2 separate regions of the Mus musculus genome follow, and region 2 is linked to region 1. A link is a contact called in ENCODE POLR2A ChIA-PET data. All regions are on one chromosome and are shown on one strand. The core of a region is the stretch at or near the end of the contact, and the rest is flanking DNA. Distances in the headings are between cores, read along the strand shown.

Region 1 (7,018 bases), core at 2,708-5,207:
CACAGAGACCCACCTGCCTCTACTTCCCAAGTGCTGGGATTGAAGGTATATGTGGCCATGCCCAGTATGAATTGTATTTCTGGAGCAACGCCTCTCATTGAGAACAGGTGCTCTCAGGGTCTTTCTTGACCAGAATTTGGGCTGGAGAGATGGATCAGAGTTGAGAGCACTGACCTCTCTTCCAGAGGTCCTGAGTTCAATTCCCAGTAACCACATGGTGGCTCACAACCATCTGTAATGAAATCCGACGCCCTCTTCTGGAGTGTCTGAACACAGCTATAGTGTACTCACAAAATAAATAAATCTTTTTAAAAAAGAAAAGTTACATTCAAACAGAAATCTGGAGGCCTGATGCGGTGGCATTTGCTTGTATTCCTAGCAATGGAGAGGTTGAGGCAAGAGGAACAGGAATTCAAGCTTAGCCTCTGCTATATAGCAAGTTTGAGGCCATAACTGCCTGTAATTCTGTAGCGCTCTGTCTTAACCAATGTTCCCACCCTCCAAAACCTAGGGATTTGGGAACTGAGATTATGTCTTATTTTGAGACAGGGTCTCACTATGCAGCCCAGGAATCCCATCTTCCTGCCTGTTTCCCAAGTGCAGACATATAACCACCATATCTGACTAGGCTGAGATATTATTATTAAAACGTATGTGGGTTTTGCATGTGAATACAGGTGCCCTCGGAGGCCAGAAGAGGGAGTCTCATCCCCCTACCCCATCCCACCCCCACGCATAAACACACCCAAATTGGAGTTACCAGCAGTCTTGAACTGGCCAACCAATGTGGGCCATGAGAATCAAACTCCAGGCTTCCATAAGAGAGATGTTTTATTTTCTACTGTCCATTTGTCTAGGCCCTGGACAAAGATTTTTTTTTCATGTATTTAGGGTCAACATAATCTAAATCTAATTTAAATTCCCTCTAGACCAGTAGTTCTCAACCTGTGGCTCATGGCCCCTTTGGAGATTTAAATGAGTCTTTCACGGGGGCTGCCTAGGATCATCTGCATACCAGATATTTACTTTATGAGTCATAACAGTAGCAACATTAGCAGGGCGGTGGTGGCACACACCTTTAATCCCAGCACTTGGGAGGCAGAGGCAGGTGGATTTCTGAGTTCGAGGCCAGCCTGGTCTACAGAGTGAGTTCCAGGACAGCCAGGGCTATACAGAGAAATCCTGTCTCGAAAAACCAAACCAAACAAAACAAAACAAAAAAACCCAGTAGCAACACTAGTTATAAAGTAACAACAAAAATAATTTTATGACTGGGGGTCACCACAACAGGAGGAACTGTATTAAGGGGGCGGCATTAGGAAGTTTGAGAACCGCTGCTCTAGACTGTCAGTCATTTGAGAAACATTTTCCTAGGTAGAGGGTATTAGGCTAAAGGAACATGGAGAGGCCCCTCTGGTATCCCAACTGAATATGGGGTTAAAACACAGCACATATAGGAGCAGAGTGTATCGGAGAACACCTTTAATACCAACACTTAGGAGGCCAAGGCAGGCCTGTGAATTTGAGGACTGCCTAGTCTACATAGTAAGTTCCAGGATAGCCAAAGCTCCATAGTGAGTCCCTGTCTTGAAAAGAGAAAAACGAACAAAACCCAATATATATATAGGGCCAGAGTAGCAGGGTCAGGGGAGGAAGGCACTTGCTGCCAGGTCTAACCACCTGAGTTTGAGTCCCTGGACCTGCCTAGCAGAAGGAGAACACTAACTCCTGCAAGCTGACCTCTGGCCTCCACACAAATGGACTGCCATGCCTGAACCCACACACCCAGACACAGACACAGACACAGACACACATACATACACACACACACACACACACACACACACACACATAAAGATCAAACACAGCACATGGAACTGTTGTTAAAGAAAGGGTGAAGGGAAGGAAATTCAGAAGAGGAAAAGACTAATCCAGATTAAGTTAAGCTTTTTGGAAGTCAGAGCTACATACAGCTGGACCTTGAAAGTTGAATGGAACCAATTCACAGAGATTACAGAATGGCCCTATTGCCTCTCTGTGGGGCAAACATGAGAGCTCTTTTAAGTAGACCAGTGATTCTCAACATGTAGGCCTCAGCTCCTTTGGGGTAGCAGATCAGATAGCCTGCATATCAGATATTTACACTAAGATTCCTAGCTAGCAAAATTAACAGTTCTGAGGTAGCAACCACTGAGGTAATATAATTTCCACAATCAAAAGTACAACATGGAGAAAAGCCTATTAAGGAAAGAAGAAGTAATAATTATGAACAGAATGTAGAATACCTAAATCACAGAAACACAGATCAAACATATAACATATTACAACAGGAGTGAGACAAAAGATCAAAGAATTAGGCTATGTCAGAGAGAATCCTGAATGGGAAACTAAAAATACTGGCTTTACTCTGTAAGACTCTGTATAACCAGGGCCCAATATACTATGTCTTTATCTTCCTCAATTTTGATACATTTTAGAAAAATTCACCTCATAATATTAAACAGAAGATGGTAGCCAGGTGGTGGGCGGTGGTGGTGTACGCCTTTAATCCCAGCACTTGGGAGGCAGAGGCAGGCGGATCTCTGAGAGGCCTCAAACAAAGTGAGTTCCAGGACAGCCAAACAAACAAACAAACAAAAAAAGAGAAGATGGTAAAGAATTAACAAAAGTCTGTAAATTTAGATCAATTGGCTTACTACGCTGGTCTTACAGGTGGGGAAAGGAGTCTGGGCTGGGGGCATATATCTCTGTGGAAGAGCACCTGCCTAGCTTCTTGTGCCAGGCTCTGTCTGGGTCTGATACTCACAGCTTGGACCACCACCACATCCACACACCCGGCACCTGAATGCACCTCACCCTATCCTCAAGCAAGTAGGGCCTGATCAGAGGAAGTGGTGATATGAAGAGAATCCAGGAGGCAAGTCCATCGGAAACTACTTCCAAACCCATTTTCTTTCTCCTCCTTTCCCTAAATACCACGGAGTGGTAAAGGATTCTAGACTGTCTACTCCAACCGCTGCTGTGCTAAATCCCCAAGACTCCTCCCAGCTCCCCACCTGCCCACTGCTGCTACGGCCCTCTCGGAGGTTACCCAGTTCCACATCACCACACCTGATCTCACCACGGAAACCCCTTGCCTCAGTGAGCTCCAAACGACTGCTCTAGCCAGCACAATGACTCATAGGATGCCAAGAGCCCTAGCGTGATTCAAGCCCTCTAATCATCAACAAGAAACTGTCTTTTTGGTTCAAAGGAACTTTGGAACAGAAATTTTGTCAGGAGACCATAGAGAATTGGAGGGTCAGACATCCAACTGCACACAGACACACACTCAGTCACACACTCTAAGAGCCAGACATTCCTATGGACCACTCGGGCTCCGGTCTTAAACACACATTCTTTCCTAGTCCAGTCTTGAACTGGGAGGCCACCAAGGCCCGGGCCTAGCATGGACTCCGTAGACCCTGGACCGCCATCGCTCCCCGCGGGGGCTCCCTGGACATGGAGGAACAGGGCAGAGCTGGGTCCAGGAGCGTCATCGCAAGGAAGCGCTGAACCTCGGTAGAAACGCGGGTGGTCTGGGACAGAAGTCCGGAAGAGGGTCCCCATAATGATGCACTGCCAGTCGGAGAAAACGATGATGTGCCGGCCGGGGAGGGGTGGGCCATCCTAAGGGAAAACGCCTGGCCCGACCTGTGACGGAACCCGGGGAGGGACAGGCGCGCAGGGGGGGCGTCACGCGCGGGCAGACGACGGAGATGCGCGGCGAAGGTGTGCTCACCTTCTTCACCGCAGACTGGAAGTGAAAGTCACCGGCCTCCTTCAGGTCCAGCCAGATCATGGGCATCCGGGGCACGGCCTCCATCGCGGGTAGCGCCTAGCGGCCCTAGGGCCGCTCCCCTCCCAGGTCCAGCAGCTGCTTCAGCCGCGCGCGCAACCCCGCCCCTCCACGCCGGAAGCTGCTCGTCACGCGGAGTGACGCACTCCCCCCGCAGCCTGTTGGGAGGTGCAGTCCGGCCCCCCCACCCCGGTAGTCTTTTTGCACATGCGCACACCTCTTCGCGCATGCTCGGTCTTCTCGCGCGAAGGGTCTTGGGTGGAGAGACGACCCAATCCACGGTGAAGGGGCTTCTGGGAATAGTGATCTCCTCCACTAAGCTTGAGGCTTTGCTGGGATTTTCTGGTTTGCGTAACGTTCTTCTTCCTCCCGGGGGGGCCCTTCAAAAACTCACCCATGAATTTGTAATTCCCAAATCTTGAGAGCGGTGAAGGATGGGGACTAGTGCTGCATAGAGAACGACTAGTGTGATGTTAGGGAGAGGGGTTGTGAAGACAGCCATGAGCTATGCAAACTGTATGGCGGGATGGAACTCAGGCTAAAAGTGCCAAGGGATTCCTTCTGTCCGCGGTTGAGGGGGCAGGAACACTGCTCCACACCACCACCCTCTGCAGCCTGAGGAGTTCTTGATTTTTAGTAGGATACATTGAACAGCCAAGTTAACACCTAAGAAGACTGCGACTCTGGAAGGAACTATACAGCGACGAGCATTTGTCTCTGGAGACACCTGTGAAACAGGAATTTTAAAGCTGTGTTGTGTGTATTGTTAAATTTTAGACATAAATAATGGAGACACCCCGGAGATTGAGGGAAGAGACTAGGTCATTTCAAGGCTGGACTGGGCAACATAACAATACGTTGTCTCAAACAAATTTTAAAAATAAGGAAACGGAGAAAGTAGTGAGTGACCTTTTGTAGTCTTCTAGGAGACCGGTGATTGTGGCTTTGGGTGAAAAAGGCTTTAAAAAAAAAAGTGGGTAGATAATGCACTTTGAGGAACATCTGAGAACTATTTTGAAAAAAAAGTATCCTAAGTTGGGGTGGGTACATGTTAGGGAATGAGATCAAAGTTGATTTCCAAGTTTCTGCCTGGTTTAGGTGGATAGCTGACAGGCTGTTACCTGACATGAGGAAATTGGGAGGAACATGTAGAAGGGAGCGCAAGACTTCAGGTCTAGTTTGTGTGAAGATGAGGACAGATGCATTTAGAGGCAATGTAGAGCCCGAGAATAAAGACTCTGGATTCACAAGACGGGTTTCCCCGACCCAGGTAGGGCCCACGTCCTCTTTGTAGAAGTAACAGACATTTCCATACTAAAAGTATGTTAGGGTCTAGAGAGGTGGGTTGGTTGTTAAGAACACTGGCTGCTCTTCCAGAGGACCTGGCTTTGATTTTCAGCATCTACATGGCAGTTCCCAGCAGTCTATAACTCCAGTTCCAGACCTTTAGTCTTCTTCTGGGTTCTGTGGGCACTGCACACATGTGGTACACAGACATACATATGTGCCAAGCAAAACTCCTATACACATACAATAATTTTTAAAATGAAGTTTAGCCAGGCGGTGGTGGCGCATGCCTTTAATCCCAGCACTTGGGAGGCAGAGGCAGGTGGATTTCTGAGTTCGAGGCCAGCCTGGTCTACAGAGTGAGTTCCAGGACAGCCAGGGCTACACAGAGAAACCTTGTCTTTAAAAAAACAAAACAAAACACAAAAAAATGAAGTTTAAAGAGTATGTTAAGCTGGGGGGATGATTTGGAAGCTAAGGTGTTGCCACACAAACACGGGAACAATCTTGGGAATCAACCTAAAGATAGGAGGATTGAAAACTGGCTGGACAGAGTTGTACACCACGGCCTGTGTGTGCCCCCCCCCCAATTCATTATGCAGAGACACGATAAAGCTAATTTTTGAGAGTCGGAAGCCAGCTAGTGCAGCTGTCCGTTCTGTGTCTCTGCTTTCTGGATGCTCTGAGGCGAACTCGGCCATCAAGGTCCTCCCTACGATAACCCTTGAAGCTATGAGGCAAAATGCCTTTTAATTTTGAGGTATTTTTGTCACGGCAATTGATTTGAGAACAAAAGGAGTTGTTTGTGGGAAGAGTTTCATTATGAATTATAACCCTCTGAAGATGGATGGTGGGGGGAGGGGTGGTACAATAGCTAGTGTACCTAAAAGCTGTCGCCTTCAAATGGTTAAAATTGTAAGGATTACATTAGATATGCTTTACTGCAAGACTAAGGTGTGTGTGCGCGCGCACAAGATCTTTCACTAAGCTATCCGGGGGGGGGGGGGGGGTAGCACACTCATTTAATCACAGCATGTGAGAAGTGACCCCCAAGTGAGAAGGCAAGCCCCACCTAGACTATGTATTAAGTTCCAGGCCAGCTTGGGCTTCTTTAGAACCTGCCCCTATACCAACATTACAGACACCATTTCTGCAAAACTCAGGAACAACAGGTGAGTCCCAGCTGAGGGGAAGCCCTGCTGAGCAAAGAGAAGCAACAGCTTAGATCCCAAAAATGAGGCCAGGAAGGGATCAATGTGAGCTAGAACAGGGAGGGGGTAGGGGGTAGTAGGAAGTCTTGGTTTTTGTTTTTTGTTGTTTTGTGGGTTTTTTTTGTTTTTGTTTTTGTTTTTGTTGTTCTTTCTTTAATTTTTTTACTTTTCTTTCTTCTTCTTCTTCTTTCTTCTTCTTTCTTCTTCTTCTTCTTCTTCTTCTTCTTCTTTCTTCTTCTTCTTTCTTCTTCTTTCTTCTTCTTCTTCTTCTTCTTCTTCTTCTTCTTCTTCTTCCTTCTTCTTCTTCTTCTTCTTCTTCTTCTTCTTCTTCTTCTTCTTCTTCTTCTTCTTCTTCTTCTTTCTTTCTTCTTTCTTCTTCTTCTCCTCCTCCTCCTCCTCCTCCTCCTTCTTCTTCTTTTTCTTCTTTTTTGGAAGTCTTAATTCTTGTAGACAGACCATGTAACAAAGGGGCATTCCAGAGGGTGGCACTGCAGGGAAAGCTCTAGGATTCAGAACAGCCAAGTAGCCGCCTCTGCATCTTGAGCATCCTATCCCTATTGGCTGCCCTCCCCTGAGCCTCACTACTTATTTGGCAGTGCCAGAGCTTGAACCTAGTGTGTTGTGTGTTAGGCAAGCACTCTCACCACTGAGCCCCATCTCTAGCCCCCCTCTCCTCTGTAGA
Region 2 (7,018 bases), core at 3,102-5,601, 280 kb after region 1:
CTCAGGTGAACACAGCAAGTGATATCTCGGGGATGGCACAGGCAAGTAGACAAAATAGAGGGCTGATGTCTGCCCAGCTCTAGTGCTTTAAAGCTTATTATAAATCTAAAGGTCTCAGTGTCTTTTATCTGGGAATAATGATAGTGTGAAGTGGAGTAGAAACCCCTAGTAGATATTTAAAGACAACAAGGGGGTGTAGCAACAAAATAATAAGAGCCACTACAGGCAGATCTCTGAGATCAAGACCAGCCTGGTCTACAGAGTGAGCTCCAGAACAGCCAGGGCTACACGGAGAGACCCTGTCTGGAAAGGTCAGTTCCCTCCTCCTGGGATCTAGGGATTGAGCTCAGGGCAGGAGATCTGTGTGGCAAGTTCCCTTTACCTCCTGAGCTCCTCATGCCCTGCTTCTTGTTTGTTTGTTTGTTTGTTTGTTTGTGTTTCTCTGTTTTGTCTTGAGACAGGGTCTCTTGTAGCTGAGAATGACCTTGAACTCTTGGTGCCCCTGCTCTGCCTCCCTGATTCTGAGATTTCAGACATGTACCACTCTGGCCTGGTTTATATGGTATTTGGTATCAAACATAAGGCTACTTTCTTGCTAGAAGCACTCTGTCAACTGATTTACATCCTGTTTAAGCAAAAACAAACAAACAAACCAACAAACAAACTAGTTTATTATTTAGAAGGGGACTTGTGCCATCACTTCAGGCATGTGGAGGTCAAGGGACAACTCATGCAAATGGGCTATAGCTTTGCTGCATGTATCCTTCCATGCACCCTGCCTCAGCAGTTGATTGAGCCCAGGTCATAGGTGCTGTTGACATAGGTGCATCTTGTCGGGTGCCTGTGTTGCCTGACAAGAGTGGAAGTGGACAAGGCACTTTTGGAAGGACCCAGAAATGGTGCAAATAAGCAGAGCTGGCTTGGATGTGTGTTGTGTGTGGGAAGTGGAAGGGTGTCTTCTGCAGGGCCATGAGGTTCTGGGCTCTTGCTTATCATTTGCAGATCCCAGGATGGTGAGAACTGGGGAGATGGACTCCCTCCTGGCTCAGCCTCGGCATCCTAGGATGGAATGGAGGAAGGGGAAGCCATGTGCTCTTCCAGCCTGGCCTAGCAGCAGCAGGAACAGAGATGCTGGGTGGCTGTACCAGGCCCACAACTGATGATCAGTTGACCCTTCCCTGGCTGACTACCATGAAGTCCCGGAAGAGGTCCCAGGCACCTTCCTCTAGTGACAATTTTGGAATCTTGGTTTATTTAAAAAACAAAAAACAAAACAAAACCAAAAAACAACAACAAAAAACCAACACAGAACTATTATAAGAATACGTTTTTGTTTTTTTTTGTTTTTTTGTTTTGTTTTGTTTTCCATTTTTTATTAGGTATTTAGCTCATTTACATTTCCAATGCTATACCAAAAGTCCCCCATATCCACCCACCCCCACTCCCCTGCCCACCCACTCCCCCTTTTTGGCCCTGGTGTTCCCCTGTACTGGGGCATATAAAGTTTGCAAGTCCAATGGGCCTCTACGTTTTTGTTTTAATCCAGGTGGGGGAATATGGGGCTGCTTCAGACTGTCCACTGCAGCTGACTATGATTTGCCTCATGCTCTAGCAGGGGCATGATTTTGCCAGCAGCAAATAGTTTCTGGGATTGTGTGATGGTGCAAACTCTGGGGACTTTTCGGAGGCTGGTAGGGCCCTGTGAAGTAAGATGAGTCATTGGCTGTTGGTCATGGTTTGTTAAGTAGTACTGCAAGAAGAAGAGACAAGAAATTAGATATCCTGATGACGAAGACTGAACTAGTCCCAAGGAACTCGACACCTCTAATCATCAGGAAGTAGTCTAACAATAGCGTCACCCCCTTTCTTTTCTGTCCTTTTTTCTCTTCTATTTAGTGTTGGGGGTTGAAATGGTTGGAAAAAGTGTGGAGAAGGGTGGAAGAAAGAAGAACCCAAAAAGTAGCCAAAGACCAGCTACACCTTCCCCGGGAAGCTGGCACACTAGAAGTCTTGCACCTTGCAGCCTCCTCGGGGCTCTGTGATGGGCTTTCTAGCACCTAGGCTGAGAGTGGGTGAGGAAGTCTTGGCAGTCAGGAGTTCTGCTTTGCTGCTGAGGCAGCTTTTCCCCTCCAAGAAAAGAGGGAAGTGAGGCCAGGTGGGAAGGAGGGGGAAATGACCTCACCGTTTAGCATCTTAGCTGAAAATGCTCAGTGAATAATGAGCCCTGCATAACAGAGGTGTCTCTACTAATTTAGGGGACCAGGCTTGCTGTGTCTGTTGTGTCTGCTGCTGTGTATAGTCAGATTACAAAGGGATGCTGGTGTGTGCCGGCCTCAGCCAGCCCTGTCTGGGCCCTGCAATGCTGGGGTTGGGGGTGTCCTAAGACACTGACTAGGCTTTTGAGGTCTGCTTCCCAGTCAGGGTCGGAAACAGTTCAGGGTTAGCATGGCCAAGACAATAAGTCCCTTGAGTGTGGATTTGCTGGTTGCTTTTGTTTGTTGGTAATTTTTTTTTCTTTTTTTTTTTGTTTGGTTTTTTGAGTCAGGGTTTCTCTGTGTAGCCCTGGCTGTCCTGGAACTCACTCTGTAGACCAGGCTGGCCTCGAACTCAGAAATCTGCCTGCCTCTGCCTCCCGAGTGCTGGAATTAAAGGCATGTGCCACCACGCCTGGCTGTTGGTAAATTTTTGACAATGGAAGTAAAATGGAAAGATATTGCACACAGTTGTGCTGGGCAGCTCCACCCCATCAAGTCTTTAGCCGTGTCTAAGTGTAGTGTTGCCATGGTAGCAACCTTGGCTCTGTAGTTAGTGTGGGACTCAGCTGTGCCCTCACATTCTGTTTCACTGAGCAGCTGGCCCTCTAGATGATGCCCAGCATCACAGTTCCAATTATCCCTTGCGACGAGCGCTGAGCGCTGTTCGCTGTTCTGAATACCTCTGCCTGAATTGTTCTGGTTGCTTCGACTTTCTGAACTGGAGTTTCTGGCCCAGAAATGGTTGTGTTTGGGGCTTTTGACAGTTGGCTTATATGACTCTAGAATGGTATCAGAAGCCCTTTCAACCCCGTGGTGTGTCGTAAAAGTGCTTTAGAGTCTAACAGAGAGGCCAGACATGCTTGGCATCTGTGAGTTCAAGGCCATTTGTAGTCTGTATCTAGAGCTCCAGGTCAGTCAGGGAGAGAGAGAGACAGACAGACTGACTGAGACTAGCTGTGTGCCATGTCAGGGCAAGAATTGGACCAGAGCAAGGAGCAGGCATTCAGAGAGGAGCAGCTTGAAGGCCACCCTTCCCCCTCCCCCACTGGGGTTCTGTCAGCCCCAGGCCGTGTGACTCTGGATGAGTTACTTAATTACGCTGTGCCTCTGATTTGCTCATCTACGAAAACAGGAAGGAATGCTGACCTTATAAAATGTTTGCAGTGGTTAATTGGATAAACTTGATCTTGTTCAGTAATATCAGTATTACTCAATTTAAGTAAGTTGCTTATATAATGTTATCACTCACAAGTGGGAAAAGCAGGACAGAAGTGAATGTTTGCGTCCAACTCCCGAAAGAGCTCACCTAGTCATTGGGACCCTAGTGTGATTGATGCTCTTTTGTTTTATTGACCCTACTTACATTTTATCTCTCCTGTTCTCTCCAAAAGTAGGCAAGATTGAGCTGGGATGTGGCTCAGTTGGTAGAGTCTGTTGTGCTTCCAGTAATTCAACTGGCTGTCAGCTCTCTTGAGTTTTTTTTGTTTGTTTTGGTTTTTTTTTTTTTTTTTTTTTTTTTTTTTTTTTTTTTTTTTTTTTTGGTTTTTTTCAAGACAAGGTTTCTCTGTATAGCCCTGGCTGTCCTGGAACTCACTTTGTAGACCAGGCTGGCCTCGAATTCAGAAATCCACCTGCCTCTGCCTCCCAAGTGCTGGGATTAAAGGCATGTGCCACCATGCCCGGCCGCTCTCTTGAGTTTTATTGAACCAAGGTGCTGGGTGGGTGGTGGTGACTCCCTAGGAAAAATAGCACAAGAGTCAGGTATGAGCCTGGCCCATCACTGTTGGGCAGCAGGATTTGAACCTTGGCCAGGATTCCAGTAAGCATTCCCATAGTAGGCATCATGGAGCAGAAGGTGTGCATGGGACAGTGGACCTGGTCCCCTTACTTAAGCCTCAAGTGTCCCTGCTGAAGTACCGCCAGGGCCACCTGTCCCAAAAAGGGTCCTGCAGTTTGCTTGCAACCCCAACATGGGTGCGGATTGGTATAAGGTTTTCCTTGTCCTCACCTCAGTCCAAGCCTGAGGTGTAGGCTTCCTGTATGCCTCAGGGCTTCCTGTAAGGAGAAGCCCGTCAGGAGTTTGGGAGTTCAGAGCCTCAGTTCTGGGCTGCCCAGGTGAAATGGTCTAGTCTGGCTCCCTGGAAAGGGAAAGGGGGCTGTGGTTTGTGCTGTGCCCTCTGCCTAACCTTCCAGTTGGTTATTTCCTGCTGCTGCTGGGGAGGGTGAAGTCCTGGGCACTGGAAAGGACGTGTGCTCACCCATCTGTACCAGTTGTTCCCTGTTCTGCCCTCCCTCTGCCCCCTGCCCCTCCCATTCATTCTTTAACAGGCAGGACAAGGGAGGTGTACTTTAGAGACTCTCCCCAGCCACCTAGAGAGCCACTGCCTCTTGTCATGCTGTCAATACCATCCCTTCCTTGTTCTGGGTCTGTGTGCCATTGCCCCCTTCCAACCTTGCCCTCTAAGAATCCAAAAGCATTCTGGGCTTTTCTCCAGAAAGCTGTACCCTCTCAAACCTGGTATGTGTGTGTGTGTGTGGGGGGGGGGGGGGCGTTGCCCCTCGAGTCTGACCAGGTACCTGGGGTAAGGATCCCCGTCACACTTGAATTCTCAGTGTGTGCTAATGCTTTTTCTCCTTAGCTCCCAGCTTGCAATGCATGCAATTCCTAGCATCAGGGATCTGGCCAATGTCTGTGGACTTATAAAGGAAATATGTGGGAGGGAGGAGTTACCTGCTGCCTCCCTTGCACTTGTGGCAGGATGCCCAGTTGTACTTCTGGAAAGAACAAGAGCTGACTTGGCCTGAGGCCAGTGCCCTATGTTCCTCTACCACACATAGGATATCAGTGATCCCAGGCTCAAAGCCATGGGATGCGGCAGAAGCTGCATCAGCCTGGCATGCTGCTGCCCGGTCTCAGTGGACAGTGGGGCTAGTCCTGCCTTTCTTCTGCAACCAGGAGCCCTCTTTCCTATCGCTGAGGGTATTTTGGCCAGCATGGACCCCTCACAGCCTCTGTACACATCTCAAGCCTCAGCTCTAGTCTGCAAGAAAGCTGCCACACCCTTTCTCTTTGTCCCCATAGCACTGCCACCTCCTTTGTCCAAGGCACCTTCTTTTCCCCGGTGAGTCACTACCAGAGTCTCAGCCTCGCTGCCTCCTCCCAGTCTCTCTGCAGCCTGTCCTGCCTGACTTCAGACCTAATTCCAGCTCCTATTCTGGGCCTTATCTCCGGCTTCCTTGCTGCTTTGCCAGCTGCCAGCCAGGCACTTTGTTTTTTTCTTTCTCTTTCTCTGTCCACAGGCCTCTATAGACTAGCTGTACCCACAGGAGAGCTGTGGCTCCTGCTGTGACCTACTTCTGGCCTGGTGGTCCCCAGCCTGCCATGTCACACTTTGTGAGCTCTGAGTGAGGACCAGAAGACCCATGCCTATGGCTGGTACCCACATGGAGGCCAGAAGGTGTCTGATCCCCTAGACGTGTAGTTTTAAGTGGTTTTGAGCTACCCTGTGGGTGCAGGGAATTGAACTGACGTCCTCTTGAAGAACAGCCAGCGCTCTTCTCTGCTGAGCCACCTCCCCATCCCTTCGAAGGCATCGTCTAACATGCCCTAACATTGTCTCATGCCCTTGATGAAGCAGGCATTAGGACATACAGTGTTCTTCTGTTCAGAGGTTTGCTGAGAGCATCACAGAAGACCCATGGGAATGAAAGCCCCCTGTGACCTCTGTAGGTGCCAGCTGTTAGGACTGCAGCCCTGTGCCCAATCTACAGTCCTCTCCTCCTTGCTCTTCTGGGAGCTACCTGCCCACCCAAGCTGCAGGTTTTCCCTTCCGCCCCCATCATTTCCGTCTTGTAATACTTTGATGATGTCACCATGATTGTCCTTGTTCTCAGAGATGAGGAAACCACAGCCAGACTTGCCCAGGGCCACACAGTCAGCGCAGCCTGGTTTCCCACTGGGTTGTCAGCTGGAGCGCACACTCTATGCGGAGCAGGTGTCGGGCCTGAGGGTATAGACTAGCAAGACAGGTGTCTTCCCAAGAACGCACAGGCTGTTGCTATTGTCAGAGTGGACCCTCAGACAGGGTCCTCGAAGCAGCTAGGATTTGCATTTGGAGACCCAGAGAGGGAAGCACAACAGACAGTCCAGTGCCTAGAGAAGTCAGCGTCTGTTGTGATCACCGTCTTGTCTCCCCCAGCCTCTGGGCAGTAAAGAGCCCGCAGTTTCTGGTCCCAAGCACAGTGTTGTTCCATCCAGAGCTTATCATTCCATCTTCAGGGTGAGTCAGACACCAGTGGCTGCCCTTCCCTACTAAATGCCCTTGTAACCCAGCTCCCAGGGGCCACCGCACCCAACAGGAAGTTCCTCCACCCCAGCATGAGGTGGCCCTGGCTCTAAGGACAGGCAGCAGGGTCCTGTTGTGAGACCTACCAGGCTTGCCCCAGCATTGCCAGCTTCTTCCTGCCCCTGCCTTGGGCACTGCATGGCCATCTGTCACTCTTTTTCTTTCCTGTGACATTGACTTTGCGTTAGAACCACTGTCCTCTTAGGGAACTACATGGTGCGGGGTGGGGTGGAGTGGGGGTTGGGGAGTTTAAGGGTCGTTTGCATGGGAAGGGAAGGATTTTGAAGCCTTGTTTTTTAATGTCTTTCAGAATTTACTTTTTTTGGGGTGGGGTGGGGGCTTGGTATGTGCATGCTACTACGTGTATGTGGAGGCCGGAGGGCACCTTGCAGGGACTTGTTCCTTCCTTCCACCAAA

The links. ChIA-PET counts read pairs that join two places held with the same protein, here RNA polymerase II (POLR2A).
Region 2: POLR2A ChIA-PET joins it to region 1 with 22 read pairs in Patski. The contact joins the enhancer-like site here to the promoter of Ptpn23 in region 1. POLR2A ChIA-PET finds 5 or more read pairs at or near these places in 2 of 5 experiments (Patski and embryonic stem cell).

What each region holds. Positions count from the first base shown.
Region 1 is chr9:110,404,253-110,411,270 of GRCm38, forward strand. Ptpn23 (protein tyrosine phosphatase, non-receptor type 23) reads right to left here and starts at 3,958. Exons shown (of 25, transcript NM_001081043.1): 1 at 3,782-3,958. The coding sequence starts at 3,865.
Region 2 is chr9:110,679,205-110,686,222 of GRCm38, forward strand. All of the region lies in intron 1 of Ccdc12 (coiled-coil domain containing 12), which reads left to right. Among named protein-coding and RNA genes, the nearest start is that of Gm35715, 7.5 kb to the left of the region's middle. Within about 2 kb of position 4,352, at least 1 of the 3 ENCODE cell types and tissues checked has a DNase peak (open chromatin) inside an H3K27ac peak, as active enhancers do.